2 separate regions of the Homo sapiens genome follow, and region 1 is linked to region 2. Evidence: read pairs that join two places in POLR2A ChIA-PET (ENCODE). Cell type or tissue: OCI-LY7. All regions are shown on one strand. Links, peaks and the distances in the headings refer to the core of each region. The heading gives the core; the rest is flanking DNA. Region 1 has its middle 25 kb from the start of KPNA3. Region 2 overlaps KPNA3 (karyopherin subunit alpha 3).

Region 1 (2,920 bases), core at 306-2,805, 57 kb before region 2:
TAGGATCAAATGAAGATGTGAGGGACCTGAGGGAGAGGGCTCCTAGGTAGGGAGGTGGCCAGCTCTGTGACTGTGGTTTCTAAATCCAATTTGTCACTAAAGGGAACCAGGGCGTCCTTGGATAATCACTGATTCCAGAGCTGAGGCAAGAAACGGACATTTTGGGCCGGGCCTGGTGGCTCACGCCCATAATCAAAACACTGGGAGGCTAAGGTAGGCGGATTGCTTGAGCCCCAGAGTTTGAGACCGGCCTGGGAAACGTGGCGAAACCCTGTCTCTACAAAAAAAGAACTGCACTGGGAGGCCGAGGCGGGCGGATCACGAGGTCAGGAGATTGAGACCATCCTGGCTAACACCGTGAAACCCCGTTTCTACTAAAAATACAAAAAAATTAGCCGGTCATGGTGGTGGGCGCCTGTAGTCCCAGCTACTCGGGAGGCTGAGGCAGGAGAATGGTGTGAAACTGGGAGGCGGAGCTTGCAGTGAGCCCAAGCTTGCAGTGAGCCGAGACTGCACCACTGCACTCCAGCCTGGGCAACAGAGGGAGACTCCGTCTCAAAAAAAAAAAAAAAAGAACTGCAAAAATTAGCTGGGCATGGTGGTAAGTGCCTATAGTCCCAGCTACTTGGGAGGCTAAGGCAGGAGGATTGCTTCTGCCCAGGAGGCGGAGGTTGCAGTGAGCTGAGATTGTGTCACTGCACTCCAGCCTGGATGACAGAGGGAGACTCTCTGTCTCTCTCTCTCAAAAAGAAAGAAAAGAAAAGAAATAGACATTTTGACATGCTGGAAAGTAACGAAGCTTTCAGAGATGACTTGGTTGTGTCCTAAATGCTTAGGTTAGGAACCAATAGAAAGAAACTCACTGTTCAAAGATGGAATAATTCAAGCATCCACACTGGATTGAAATACATCAAATATGTTAAAATCCATGAGTTTATAATTATACCAGAAAAAAAATTCTCATAGGTCACCTTTACGGGTTGCTAGGGAACCAACTCATTACTCTGAAAACTGATTTAAAAAGGGAAAGAATTGAGCATTTGTCTTTTGTATATGAACTGTATTTCAGGGTAACTAAATTGTTGTTGAGGGAAAGGTCTTCTTTTAGAAGCATTTCAGCTAATAGATGAAGGAGGAATGATAGAATTAGAATACCATAATTTTGCAATCATAGAAATAATGTATCCAAGCACTGGTCATCAATGGCTGTTAAAACTATTAGGGGAAATGCTGATGGGGAACTCTCTAATGGATGGACTAAGCTGGCAATACCCGAATCCTCTAATTAATCTTAACATTACAAAAATGGGAGGGAAGCAGACATGTGCCCCTGATGAGATGCAAAAGCTCGCAACACCACCTATGAAATAACCTTGTCAAAATATCAAGCTGGAATTGTTCAAGGCTGTAGATCTAGCAGACACTTTTCAGGAAATACAGGGCTTAGGGAAACAGGTGGAATGACACCACAGGGATGCAATCAGCAAAATTCAGAATGTGGGAAACTCAACAGGACAAATGGCCCAGTTTCTCCAACAAATAAATTGGAAGAAAAAAAAGAAAAGAAAAGAAAAGAAGACAGGGCAGCTTGTTACTGAAAAGAGAGCCAGTAGACATATTAGCCAACTGCAGGTGTGAATCATGTTTGAATACTAATTTAAACAAATTGTAGAAAAAAATTATGAGAAAATTGGAGACATTTGAACTCTGAATATTTGTCAATATTAACGAAGTTTCTTAGGTGTGATAAGGACGTCATGGTTATGCTTTTTAAAAAAACAGAATCCTTTTTTTTTTGGAGCTACATACTAAAATATGTATGAATGAAATGATATGAAGTCTGGGATGCATCTCAAAATAATCCAGAAAAGTGGTAGAAAATAGGGGAGAGAATAAGGGTTAGAGAGAAATAGATGAAATGGAATTTCCACACGTTGATAATTGTTGAAGCCTAATGATGGTCCATTACATTATTTTACCTATTTTGTATATCTTTGAAGTGTTCTATAATATAAAGTGTTTTAAAAGTGGGTGTGAGGGTGGCTGGGCATGGTGGCTCACGCCTGTAATCCCAGCACTTTGGGAGGCTGAGGTGGGCGGATCACTTAAGCTCAGGAGTTCGAGATTAGCCTGGGCAACATGATTTAACCCCGTCTCTACCAAAAATACAAAAAAAAAAAAAAAATTAGCCGAGTGTGGTGGCAGGCACCTGTAATCCCAGCTATTCGGGAGGCTGAGGCAAGAGAATCTCTTGAACCCGGGAGGTGGAGGTTGCAGTGAGCCAAGATCGCACCACTGCACTTCAGCCTGGGCGACAAGGCCAGACTCTGTCAAAAAAAAGAAAGAAAGAAAGAAAGAGAGAAGGAAAGGAAAGGAAAGGAAAGGAAAGGAAAGGAAAGGAAAGGAAAGGAAAGGAATGGAAGAAGGAAGGAAGGAAGGAAAGAAAGAAAAAAAGAAAGAAAGAAGAAAGAAAGGTTTTCTGTGACAAATGGGAATAATAATCCCTATTTTCTAACTGCAGGGCCAACATACAGGTTACCCTTTGTACTATTTTTCCTTTAGTAACCAATAATTTAAGGTAGACCCTCAAGAACTAGTTCAGGGGAGATATGCTTCTTTTCATAGACAAAAAGGCCCCCAAACCAAGGCTGGTCCTAGAATCTGATTAGCTGAGGTGTGGGTGGACTTTTCAGGTATCTCAGCAATGAGCAGGGCCAGCACTTGACTGGGTGATGAGGTCATGAGAGAGGCATAGCAGGCTCCCATGTCACCCTTCCTCTCTCTCTTTTATTTCTTCCTGCCTCTTTTGTGCTGCTTTGCCACTACCAGTAGCAGGGCTACTTTGTACAGTTGTGCAGGCAGTGCACTGTACAACTCCAGGGAACTACAGAATCTGGGTGAATGGAGCCTCCTGGACTTG
Region 2 (2,920 bases), core at 100-2,599:
GCCGAGATGGCAGCAGTACAGTCCAGCTTCGGCTCGCCATTAGAGGGAGACCGTGGGGAGAGGGAGAGGGAGACTGTGGGGAGAGGGAGAGGGAGACCGTGGGGAGAGGGAGAGGGAGAGGGACCCTCTTCTCTACTACTTATATGACATCAGCACTGCATTAAAAAATATTTTTTTCTGTTAATAGCCAGGATCCAGTTGTTGTAGAACAGGTGACCTCCCAAAGTATGACGTCTTTCAGAAGTAACATATACTGTTTTTGTCCTACTTTTTTGTTATTAAGAATATGTATGTTATTTAAAATATAGGAATTCTTTTTAAAAACACGATACCATTATCACACTTGCCAACGTGATCATGGGGGGAAAGGGCAGCAGTGCTGGTGCAAGTCCTGGAATCCGAAGACCATAGAATCTGGAGTTCTGACAGCAAGAATTACTCTTGCCTCCTCTTTTTGTTCCATCTGGGCCCCAGCTTATTGAATGCTGCCCACCCACATTGAGAGTGAAACTTCCCCTATCAGTCTACTAACTCAAATGCCAGTCTCTTCAGGAAATACCCTCACAGGCACTGGGACAGCCCAGTCATTCTAATCAAATGCCTGACCGCCCGGGTTTTCCTTTCAGCAGAAGAGGGACGAGCTCAGTGCTGTCTGAACCACTGAGGATAATTAATGCTTTCACCAGCTATCTGGGTATCCCTTAATCCAGTCAGGTTGACACCTGGAATCAACTATTACAAGGTCCACACATTGCGATTGATTGATTGATGTGAACTCAAAGTCTCCTTTTTAATTTATGGTCTCTTAATCTCACCATCTTTGTCTTTTTTATGCACTTTATTGTTGGAGAAACTGGGTTCATGGAGGTTCTCATAATCTGAATTTTGCTTTTTTTTTTTTTTTTTTGAGATGGGATCTCACTCTGTCACCCAGGCTGGAGTGCAGTGGTGTGATCTTGGCTCACTGCAACCTCTGCCTCCTGGGCTCAAGCAGTCCTCCCACCTCAGTCTCCTGGGTAGTTGGAATCACAGGCATGTACCACCATTCCTGGCTGAGTTGTTTTTTGTATTTTTGGTAGAGATGGGATTTCATCATGTTGCCCAGGCTGGTCTTGAACTCCTGAGCTCAAGCAGTCTTCTTGGATTGCTGGGTTTACAGGCATGAGCCACCGTGCCCGGCTGGATTTTACATCTTATCATGTCACTTGACATGTGTATTGGCCCTCTGTATTTCCTGTAAATTCAAAGTTGAAGCTGGAGGCTTTATCAGATTCAGATGATTTGGGGGAATTGGGAACATGACTGCATCATATGTGATGGTTTTCTCTTCCATCAGAAAGGCACGTAGTGTCTGGCTGTCTCTTTCTGTTATGTTGACATCACCACTGAGGAACATTGTCTAAGTCTGTTATTTACTAGGATTTGTAAAATGGTGATAATCTATCACTCCTTCTTTAAGCTAGACCAGGGATCCCCAACCCTGGACCACTACCAGTCCGTGGCCCATTAGGAACTGGGCTGCACAGTAGGAGGTAGGCAGCAGGCAAGCAAGTGAAGCTTCATCTGTATTTACAGCTGCTCCTCATTGCTTGTATTACCACCCGAGCTCCACTTCCTGTCAGATCAGCAGCTGCATTTGATTCTCAAAGGAGCACAAACCCTGCTGTGAACTGTGCATGCGAGTGATCTAGGTGCATGTTCCTTATGAGAATCTAATGCCTGATGATCTGTCACCATCTCCCATCATCCCCAGATGGGACCTCTAGTTGCAGGAAAACAAGCTCAGGCCTCCCATTGATTCTACATTATGGTGAGTTGTGTAATTATTTCATATTACAATATAATAATAATGGAAATAAAGTGCACAATAAATGTCATGCACTTGAATCATCCTGAAACCACTCCTTCTACTTCCTAGTCCATGGAAAAATTGTCTTCTGTGAAACTAGTCCCTGGTGCCAAAAAGTTTGGGAACAGCTGAGCTAGACTACATCTATTAAGAGAAACCTTCCTCTCATTTATTAATTGGTTAGATTACCCCATGATAAAATTTGTTTAGAAACAGTAAAATAAATGCTTGATTCTTTTCCTTTATCAGTTTTCAAAATAATGAGGTAGTTCATTATCATCCTTCAGTGATGACAATTTAGTTGTTTGGGTTTTTATTTCCATTTCCTGGATTTACAGATTGAAATCTATGTGTGTTTGAATTCATTGTCTTATTGATAATTGATAATAATTGTATTGTCTTTGAACATTTGGAGCCTCTTCATGTTAGCTCTTGAGTAGTTTTTACAAGACTCTAGTCTCGTAAATATCTTTGATATTTGGTATGTTAAGATATTGCAGGCTTACCTTGTACCTTTTCTGCCCATTAGTTGGAATGAACCAGTTCTGTTTGCTATTGGTGGTATTTTTGAGAGTATTGTCTATGCACTCACTGATTTGGTCACTGTTTCTAGGCGTTGGAGATACACATCTCCAAGTAGACATCTTGGGGTGGATAGATATAGGATTAAAACAAAATTTTGTGTGTGTGTGTATGTATATAAACATATGTGTGTGTGTATATTTATATGTATACATATTTATATGCATATTTATATACATACATACACACATAAACACACACATATAATGCATATATTGATATTCCAATTCAAATTCAGGACTATGGGATTTTACTAAACAACTTCTATCATATATCCGTCTTTCTCCTAGGCCAAACTTCCTGTTTTTTTCTGACACCAGGAATAATAGAATATGACATTTTTACTCATTTGCTTTATTCCACATAGACACATAACAGTCTCAGAATAACAACACCAGCAGCGCTGCACCCAGTAATAGGGTTACCGAGAACAGTTTGGAGTTTTCCTGGTAGTTCTCTTTAGGGTTAACTGGAGATGCAGGGTTAAAT

Evidence for each region. ChIA-PET counts read pairs that join two places held together with the same protein. Peaks named below come from ENCODE experiments on the same cell type or tissue, not always from the same donor. Only the 100,000 strongest peaks of a DNase experiment are listed, where the experiment ranks them.
Region 1: POLR2A ChIA-PET joins it to region 2 with 5 read pairs; 6 of 35 experiments call an interaction of 5 or more read pairs at or near these places.

What each region holds. Positions count from the first base shown.
Region 1 is chr13:49,815,741-49,818,660 of GRCh38, reverse strand. No RefSeq gene overlaps it. Among named protein-coding and RNA genes, the nearest start is that of KPNA3, 25 kb to the right of the region's middle. In OCI-LY7, for the core only: no CTCF peak of the experiment used is centred there; no DNase peak of the experiment used is centred there.
Region 2 is chr13:49,758,402-49,761,321 of GRCh38, reverse strand. All of the region lies in intron 1 of KPNA3 (karyopherin subunit alpha 3), which reads left to right. Among named protein-coding and RNA genes, the nearest start is that of KPNA3, 33 kb to the left of the region's middle. RefSeq lists an enhancer at 1-556 and a silencer at 1,645-1,714. In OCI-LY7, for the core only: no CTCF peak of the experiment used is centred there; a DNase peak (open chromatin) is centred at 1,631.